2 separate regions of the Homo sapiens genome follow, and region 2 is linked to region 1. The links are chromatin contacts, found by Hi-C or POLR2A ChIA-PET in ENCODE. All regions are on one chromosome and are shown on one strand. Each heading gives the region's core, a stretch centred on a gene start or an enhancer-like site at or near the end of the contact. The rest is flanking DNA. Distances are from core to core; before and after follow the strand shown.

Evidence for each region. A loop is a pair of places that touch in the nucleus more often than their neighbours do. ChIA-PET counts read pairs that join two places held with the same protein, here RNA polymerase II (POLR2A). Pooled maps may share reads with other maps.
Region 2: a pooled map shows a loop between it and region 1 (2.7-fold over the local background). The contact joins two enhancer-like sites. A Hi-C loop is called at or near these places in 3 of 50 pooled maps. POLR2A ChIA-PET finds 5 or more read pairs at or near these places in 4 of 52 experiments (B cell, BJ, GM12878 and 1 more).

What each region holds. Positions count from the first base shown.
Region 1 is chr12:68,403,416-68,408,267 of GRCh38, reverse strand. No RefSeq gene overlaps it. Among named protein-coding and RNA genes, the nearest start is that of LINC02384, 46 kb to the left of the region's middle. Within about 2 kb of position 1,890, at least 24 of the 41 ENCODE cell types and tissues checked have a DNase peak (open chromatin) inside an H3K27ac peak, as active enhancers do.
Region 2 is chr12:68,558,441-68,563,292 of GRCh38, reverse strand. No RefSeq gene overlaps it. Among named protein-coding and RNA genes, the nearest start is that of RAP1B, 50 kb to the left of the region's middle. Within about 2 kb of position 2,997, at least 8 of the 41 ENCODE cell types and tissues checked have a DNase peak (open chromatin) inside an H3K27ac peak, as active enhancers do.

The DNA of each region.
Region 1 (4,852 bases), core at 641-3,140:
AAATCGATGTGAGCCAGTCTCATTGTGCACAAACATAGGCATGTGTGGTCAGAAGGTTTCTATTTCTTTTTTCATTAAAGGAAGGGAAAAGGCTCAAAAAGGTGAATGGGATGCAGAGAAGTGCAATTTGGACACTTTCTTGGAATTATCAAAGAGCAGTTTTGGGGTCCCTTCCTTGGAGCCATTGAAGACAGATGGCATAGAGTCTGATACCTCACAATACCCTTGAAAGTTTTGCAATTTCAGACAAGCCGTTGAAGAAACTGGCTCCCAAAAAAGATTCAGGTGCATTCCAACTTTACAGTCTACTCCAGCCAGAGAGAAAATCAGGATTAGATTAAGCCTGAATAGAGAAAAATTAATTTTGAGTAAACTGCTTAATGAGATCTAGTCTTGTATTTATTTAACTTACTTGAAATAGTATGTCAACACATAAAAATTAATGAGGCAGGCTGGGCGCCGTGGCTCACGCCTGTAATGCCAGCACTTTGGGAGGCCAAGGTGGGCGGATCACGAGGTCAAGAGATTGAGACCATCCTGGCCAACATGGTGAAACCTGGTTTCTACTAAAAATACAAAAATTAGCCGAGCATGGTGGTGTGTGCCGGTAGTCCCAGCTACTCATGAAGCTGAGGCAGAATAATCGCTTGAACCTGAGAGGAGGAGGTTGCAGTGAGCCGAGATCGTGCCACTGCACTCCAGCCTGGCGACAGGGTGAGACTCCGTCTCAAAAAAAAAAAAAAAAAAAAAATTAATGTGGCTGGGCATGGTGGCACGTGCCTTTAGTCCCAGCTACTCAGGAGGCTGAGACAGGAGGACTGTTTGAATCCAGTAGTTCAAGTCCAGCCTGCAAAACACTGTGAGACTCCATCTCTAAAAACAAACAGACAAACTAAAAAACAGAATTAACATAATTCTCTTCCTGGCTAACATTTAATCCTTTTTGCCCTGTAAACCTGCTGAAACCTCCACGGTGGGCCAGGGCAGAGAGAGAAGCTCTCAATCATGTGGCAGAATGTGTGTATGTGCATGAGACAAATCCTGTGGATTCCTCACACAAACACTACCTCCTACCCTATTTCCAGCTAAGAAAACCCTGATTTTCAGGTATCAGGTGCCCATACTTTAGGGAAATTGTTGTCATCCTGTTCATTTGTCAATCTTTGGTTAAAACGTGGGCATGTGACATAATCAGGCCAAGGAAGTTGGGAGGGTGAGAGTGGGGGTGGTGGATTTTCTATGAGGTTTTCAGAAAAAGTTTCTCTGCTCTTAAAAAAAAAAGATATATTTGAGAAATAGACCCTTTTTGTTTCTAAATGTTATCGTATGAAGATGTGATGCAGCATTAATCCGCTGCTAACACCCTCGCCAAAAAATGAAAAGCCCTGATTTGTAGCATTTGTCTGTTTCCATTTCTGTGGTGTAAATTCTCCCATTATGGCCAATTTCAAGCTCTACAACTGACTGGCAAAACTCCTAAATATTTAGCAATTGGCTCTCAGGAGCCTCTGGGAACCAACTTCAGCCCACCATGGTCACTGAGAGCTGCAGAACTCAACTTGTGAAAAGAGTAGGCATTGTGGTGGGGATGGCGGAGCAGAAAGGTGAAAGACTCTAGGTCCTTAATGACACTTGAGAGCCATGAAATTAACCAACCCTGGAATCTTCCTATCTCTGGACTTCTTATTACATAAGTTAAATAAAGGTACATATTGGTTTAAGGCTGGTCAAACTGGTGTGTATGTGTGGGGAATCTGGGCTTGATGTAGCCAGTGTAGATATCCATGGGTTCCCACCTAGTGGAGGGAGGGGAATGCAGCAGGGGAAAAGCTGAACGCTGGATAATGGAAATGTTCAGTTGGTCAGGAAGAGGGGGACAGCAGAGGAAGCGGGGTGGGGAGGACTATCCGTGTTGAAACAGGACTCTGGCTGCTTGCTGAGAGGAACAGGATGGTGGCTGTGGGCCAGCTGGGCTGTCAGGGCCCTTGCCAAGGAGGCTGAAGTTCAGGGCAAGGCTCCAGCAAGAGCAGGCGGCTGAGTGAGAGTCAGGAAGTCAGGCAGAAGCCCAGGGTTGGGAAGGGCTGCCCTGCCGGGTGCTGCAGATCACAGTACTGTGGGATGGAGGGAAAGGGATGCATGAGAGAAGGGGAAATGCAGAGAGAGGCAGGAGTATAATTCCAGAGGTCTAGACTACTCACTTGCCATAGGATGGGAAAGGGCTTTCAATGTCCACTAAGGCAGAGTCAGAATTCGCTCAGATGCTGAGCAGCTGAGGCTGAAGGTTGGGGATGCTTTCAGCTGAGGCTGAAGGTTGGGGATGCCATGGATCAGGCTGAAAAATGCAGAAGAAACCAGCATCTTCTCCAAAGCTGCCTTAGAGAATTTTCTTGGTGATTTTAGAGAATTGCTGTCTACCTATCTTCCTAGACCTTCAAAAAGGGGCATCACTCCTCCCTCCTATTGTCACAATCCCTGGGGTCCTGAAATTCACTGCCAAGACTTATGTTTGGCCTTCTGAAATATGCTCCCTCCTTCCTTGTGTGAAGAAATTTGTTTGCCTGCTTGTGGCAGAAGCAATTTCATTCCTGTTGTGAAATGCCCCTTACTTGCAGTGTGATTTCTCCTGTTATTCATTTACTCCTTTTCTTTATTTTCTCTTCCCATCCATTTAGTAACCCACCCACAGGTCTATTCTTCTTCAGCCCAGTGCCATTCATTGAATGACTACCTAGGAAGGACTTTTATAATTGAATTTTATGGAGGAAGTAGGTGCAGGAAAAATGAAAGCTGATGTGTCAACAACATTCTCTGGGGATTTTCAGAACATTATTTTCCTCTCTGACTTAGCTGGGAAGCCAAAGGGCAGGAAACTTGGCTTCCTTTGCACTCTGTTACTGCTGGAAGTCATGGTTAGTGATATTAATTTATTCAGTGGGCTGAGTTCTGTGACAATATCATTACCAGGGAGTAATTAAGGGTGGGATCAAACAGGAGAGGAAACCCTCAAAAGTGAAGTTTTCCCCAGTTCATGCTGCCTCCTGCAATCTAGGAAAGTTTGGCTTATTTTATGAGCATCTCCCAATTTAGTGAGATGCTTCAGAGAGTGAATAAAAGGAATGCTTTTCTGCAATGCAAAACCCATCATAAAAAGTCACTAGACAATTATAAAAACGGAAACTATTTGGAACTCATTTAATAGACAAAAGCTAGCTAATTTTCTTTGTAAGTAAAGAACTCCTAAAAATCCATAAGAAAAAGACCAATAGCCCAATAAAAAATGTGCAAAAAAGTCCATAGAAAATGGAACACGAATGTTGTTTAAACATATACAGACATCCATTTTTCATGTATTAGATTGGCAATGACAAAAAATTAACAACACACTGTGTTGGCAAGAATGTGAAGAGACAGGTGCTCTCATATATGACTGGTGGGAAAATAAATTGGTACTATCTTATGAAGGGTTATTTGGAAATATTCTTATGAACATCTATATGCTTTGACTTATTAAAGCCAGTGCTAGGAATTTATCCTATAGGTTTAGTCACATACATAGAGAATGAGATGTTCACAAGATTGCATATTGCAGCCTTGTTTGTAATAGTGGAAGATTGAAAACAGTCTAGATATCTCAATAAGTGATTATTTAAATAAGTTATGCATATTCATATAATGAAATATGATATAGCCATAAAAAAGAGTACTCTTTAATAAAGGAGGATACTATCTTTATATATACACCTTGAAAGATCTCCAAGATATTTTAAGTGAAAAAAATTAAGGTGTAGAAAATTGGTCAATAAAAGAGGGGAGAAAAAATACTTACACAAGACATGCCTGTATTTGCTTCTTATGCATAAAATATGTCCAGGAGGATATCCAAGAAATTGATAATATTTTGTACCTTGGTGAGAGGAAATGGGTGCCTGGGGCATAGGGTAGGGGAGAGAGTGTTTCCTTTTAAACCTTTGTTCATTTTGGAAATGTACTGCTAATTCAAATTAGTAAATAAAAATTGTTTAAGAGAAATGCTGGACACATTACATCAGAAATGACCTAAATTCACCCAGTCTGTTCTATGTCCTTAATTTTCCATTTCAGCCTCTTTTATTATTGATTGTTAGTAGCTTTCCATCTTCATCTTTACATTTTCTCTGTTCCTCCAGGTGCCACACATTTTCTCTCTGCTTCTGTCCTCAGTTTGCCACCTGATTTCCCCTGCAGTTGTCAAGTAACTGCCTTTTTAGCTGGATATTACTACACAGACCTCTTTCTGTGTGCCAGACTGGGATAATCATCTCAATCCTTTCTTCAACACCTCCTCCCCTAGAGAGCAGAAAATAAAGTTGTGGTTGGGAGTTAAGCCAGAAGCTGGCTATCCTTGCAGGGTACCAGGCAACTGCCAGAGTAGATAGTAACTTATGGCATATATGTTGCTAATGGTGGATGAGGTCATTTCAAGAGCTGGAATTGGGAAGAAGGATAAATACATACATGGAGGAGCAATAGAAGTCTACCTTATGGAGCATGTGGAAGTGAGTATTGAAGTTGAGGTTCAAATCCTTGCTCTGTCACTTACTGGTTATGTAAGGCAAGTTTTCTTAGCTTAACTTCTCTCCTATGTAAAATGGGTTCTATAATGGTTAATGTGGCTAAGACTGCGGGGCTGGCAGTTAACCCCAATCCATTCTTGTTTTCTTTTGTGGTAACAGATATGTGGGCACATGGCTGCTAACATATTTTCAAGTCTCTCTTGCTGTTAGACATGATCAAGGAACTAATTCCCTGCCAGTGGAATGTGAGCAAAGTGTGTGTCATATTCAGCTCTGGGACATAAGACTCCTCCATGTTC
Region 2 (4,852 bases), core at 1,748-4,247, 150 kb before region 1:
GGTGGTTTTATGTAAATTAATTAATTTTGTCCCTCAATTTCTCTTTTGGTTGTAGATATTTTCAATCATGGGTATAGTATGGAGGTTGTTAGTAAAAACTATTGAAAAGTGTTTTACAATACTTTATTATTTCTAAGATATGATGATGAATATCAGTGTGTATATTTATACTGACGAAAATAAAGCATATTTTCTCCTTGGTGTTTTTACACAGATACCTCTTATTAACTAAAGTTAGATTACCTAGGCAACTTTGAGGGATTATATGAATTACATGCTATTAAAGCTATCATTGTGGTCAAGAGTTTAGGTACTATTTTCAGCCCTGGCTGTGTATTGCAATGGTATGCAGATGAAAAATGTATAAATGCATGACCTTGTCAATAAAAACAAAATGAATAAGCAACACCAATGACAGTTTTGTTGGAACCAATTCCCCCCTCCCTTTTTTTCTGGAAATATGTGGCTGGCACACAGTAATAGGCTTATGAATTGAACAATTTAATACTTTATTAAAATAAAAGCAAATTAAACAGAAAGGATTGAGTTCATCTTTAGTTAAGAATGCCAGTGGCTTGGCTCTGGGAAGATGTGTCGGAGGGAGAAGAAAAAAGGGATCACTTAAGGGATTAAGTATATGAGGATCCATGAGAATTTCACGTAGACCCTGCGAAGTCCAATTTGATTGTTTCTTGATTACATTTTTACATTCTTCTGAAAGGGTCTTCAGAATTAAAGAGCAGTTTGAGGAGCAGGGAAGAATGAACAAGAATACCAAGTTTCTCAGAAGCTGGTGAAGTACTACCTACGACTCTGATTGCCTTTAATGTCATGGAGGAAGCTCTAACCCAGCTGCTTCACATAAGGGTGCAAAGCTACGACAACTCGGGTGACCTAGAGCAGCTGAACCAGTCCAGGTTTATGCCTGATCTATCTCATGGCATAAAACATTCTTTAAAAAACAACAACAGCAACAAAAATCTAGCATTTGCTTTCTAATTCTCTCAAAGCACCATGCAAATATTTATTGATCTTCCCAATGTCTGATAAAGAAGATACTAAAACAATTTATTTTATAAATCATTAGTGAGTGGACGAGTGTCGTAGGATGGCATTTTGTGATTTCTTAAACTTCGACTTCTGAGTTCTAATTATCTTCTGGTGCTATGTGATAACAGCGTGTAATAGGAAAAACGCGTTTGACTTTCAGGTCAGAGTGATCTGGGTCTGCATTCCAAACCAATCACGTAATTAGCCTCGTGGCATTGAACAAATTCCTTAATCTTTCTGAACCTCAGTTTCTTCATCTATAAAATGGGTATAGTAATACTAGCTTATTGTAACCATTAAAAAGGCTGTGTGTAAAATTTCTGGCACTCGGCAAGCCCTCAACACATAATAAAAGTTACAATAGTTCTTGTTTTTTTTTTTTTTTTTTTTTTTGAGAGGGAGTCTCGCTCTGTCCCCCAGGCTGGAGCGCAGTGGCGTGATCTCGGCTCATTGCAAGCTCTGCCTCCCGGGTTCACGCCGTTCTCCTGTCTCAGCCTCCTGAATAGCTGGGACTACAGGCGCCCGCCACCAGGCCCGGCTAATTTTTTGTATTTTTAGTAGAGATGTGGTTTCACCGTGTTAGCCAGGATGGTCTGGATCTCCTCACCTCGTGATCCGCCCGCCTCGGCCTCCCAAAGTGCTGGGATTACAGGCGTGAGCCACTGTGCCCAGCATTTTTTTTTTTCTTTTTGAGATAGGGTCTCATGTTGTCAGCAGACTGGAGTACAGTGGTGCCATCTTGGCTCACTGCAACCTCTGGGGTTCAAGTGATTCTCCCACCTCAGCCTCCCGAGTAGCTGGGACTACAGGCACGCGCCACTATGTCTAGCTAATTTTTTGAATGTTTTGTGGAGATGGGTTTTTGCCATGTTGCCCAGGCTTGTCTCCAACTCCTGAGCTCGAGCGATCCTCCTGCCTCAGCCTCCCAAAGTGCTGGGATTACTGGCATGAGCCACTGCACCCGGCCTTGTTTTGTTAATTGTATCTATTGCATCACATGAAGAGAAAATACTCACCAATTCTAGCCTGGGGCATTAGGCATTTATTGCTTTCAGTAGATGTTCTCAATTGTGCATAGATCATAGACCCGAACTGATGTTTTTAACCCCTCTGATGAGGCATCACAAGGACAAAAATTTAATTTTATCCAGGATGTATTTGTTAGTCTTTGGCCAAGCTCTTAGCCAGATCTTTTGTAGGATTCCGTTGAAAGTCCTAAAAGAAATAATTCATTTAGTATTTACACTCCATCACTTAAATGTTATGTATTTTAGGATTAAGCAACATCTGGAATTAACCTCTATTTATACAGTTAATTTTTTTTAAAGCCAACAGATGACTCCTTTTGGCACTCTTCTGATAAAATTCTGTCCAGGCCCACAGAGTGATAATCTTGAGACCGGCTGCTCACCTCTCCTAGCCTCCTCCAGTGCCACAGGCCTAGTTGACCTCTGCTGGGTTTCCTGGGGGTGGGCCTGGCCCCCTTCTGCTCACTTCTGGGCCATTTGCCTTGACTTGCTTGGCCCACTCCAGCTGCTTCCCATTCATTTCCTGGCTTCTGAGCTTGCAGAGGGCTTGGGAATTCTTCCCAACTCAGGCAGCCACCAGCATTCTTCCCAGCTGGCAGTTTTCCTGCTAAATGGGAGCCTTCCTCTTGCAGTGTCCTCCACCTGTCTGCAGCTATATCGCCTCTAGACTTGTCCATGGCCCTGGAGCTCAGTGCTCATGTGACACAGCCTGAGCTGAATTCCTGCTCAAGGCTGCAGGGGAGGCCACCAGCTCCACACTTTATTCAGGGCAATGGAAATCCCCTCTTCCCTCGCTATGGTTCCCACCCCCAGTCAGCAGGGGAGCATCCTCTGAGCAGATTGCCATACGTGCCTGTTTCTGCTTCCATTTCCCCAAATGAGAACACTACTGAAGGTCAGCAGAGCTTGGAAACAGCTCACCAGGGTTAAGTCATGGAAAACACCAGTGATCCAGACAGGAAATAGGGGCCACGAGTAGTTTCAGATAGTGACAAAAAACAGGAGTGGCTGAACATTCACACTGTGGATAAGTGGAGTTGGCCACCGCCTGATGCAATTTGTGTCTCCGAGGGTGGCTTCCATTGGCTTTACGCAGTGCCTGAAGTTCTAGTTCCTAGCCCAACTTCCTCTTTCCAGTAGAAGCAGGGTGTGGTGCAGCATTTTCCAGAGTGCTCCTTGCAGTACAAATCCCCTGAGGTGCTCCTTGAGAAAAGGTTTTCATACTTGAATAACACTGCACAATGCTGCACGCTATAGCTCCTTCAAGAAGATCACAGAGTGCATTCATATATTAAGACTATTCGCGCTTGGAAGCTGTGCTTTATCCAGAGGCTCTGAAAGTTATTGGACTACAGAATGCTTCCTTCAAATAACACTTAATCATAATCAGTAAAATTAATGCTCAATGGACATACTGTTCTTTTGTTTGTTTGTTTGTTTCTATTTGAGTTGGAGTCTTGCTCTGCCGTCCAGGCTGGAGTGCAGTGATGTGAGCATGGCACACTGCAGCCTCGAACTTATGGGCTCAAATGATCCTCCCATCTCAGCCTCCCATTACCATGCATGCTAATTTTTTCTATTTGCTATTTTTATTTTTTTGTAGAGTCAAAGCCTCACTATGTTGCCCAGGCTGGTCTTGAACTCCTGGGGTCAAGTGATCCTCCTGCCTCAGCCTACCAAAGTGCTGGGAATATAGTCATGAGTCATGGCACCCTGTTCAACATGCTATTTTTTAAGCCAAGAACACACCTACCTCAGGGCCTTTGTCCTTGCTGGTCCTTCTACTTGCTATGACCTGTCTATGGATATTCACATGACTCACTTCCTCAACTGCTCAAAAGAGGTTTTCTCTGAATGTCCTATCTAAATGACTCTCCCCATTCACTTCAATACAGTCACTTTCTCTTTATCCCCTTATCCGGCTTTGTTATTTTCTATAGCAGTTATAACTCCCTGGCATTATAAATCATTGATTTATTATGTAATAATTAATTTATTTTTGATAAATGTATTGTAGTTAAAATGAAAGCTCCCTGACGGCAGAGGCATTGGTGCCCCCTGTTGTATCCTCAGCTCTAGAACTCTGCCTCTTTCTCTCTCAGTATGACCTTGAGCAAATCCCTTCATCACTTGGACCCTCAATTTCTTTAGGTAAGATGAAGAAAAACAATATCCATTCTGCTTCTCTCATGGGACCATGAGGAGGATCAGGTGAGAACTGGGCTGTGATAGTGCTTGTAAACTGTCAGGAGCTAAAAAATATAGGTTATTTTATATTATTATAAATAATATAGGTTATTATATATTATATAACATATATATAATATATTACCTATATAATATATTACCTATATATTACCTATATAATATAGGTTATTATATATTATTAAACATATATCTATGAACATAATAAATATATTATTAAAGACAAAATGCAAAACAGAAAAGGGAGGTAACCCCCATGGTGAGAGCAGATGAACTAGGAATGTGAGGATAGGTTGTTTTGACAAAAAAGAGGGGCAGGGTAGAAGAAACTCTAAAGAGGCAGTGTGACCTAGAGAGAGCAAAGACCCGTTGATACTGTCCTGAATCACAGGAAATGGGAGAAATACTTAAGAGAGGGAAGAAAGTTTCACTAGTAGAGCTTGTTAGTATAATCTAGTAGTTACTGCTCTTTGGATGCTTCCATATCTCTGACACTTTGATTTTTAAACAAATTTTGTTTAATCCATAGGAAAGTCCTATAGGGTAAGTATCATCTAGGTTTTATTCAC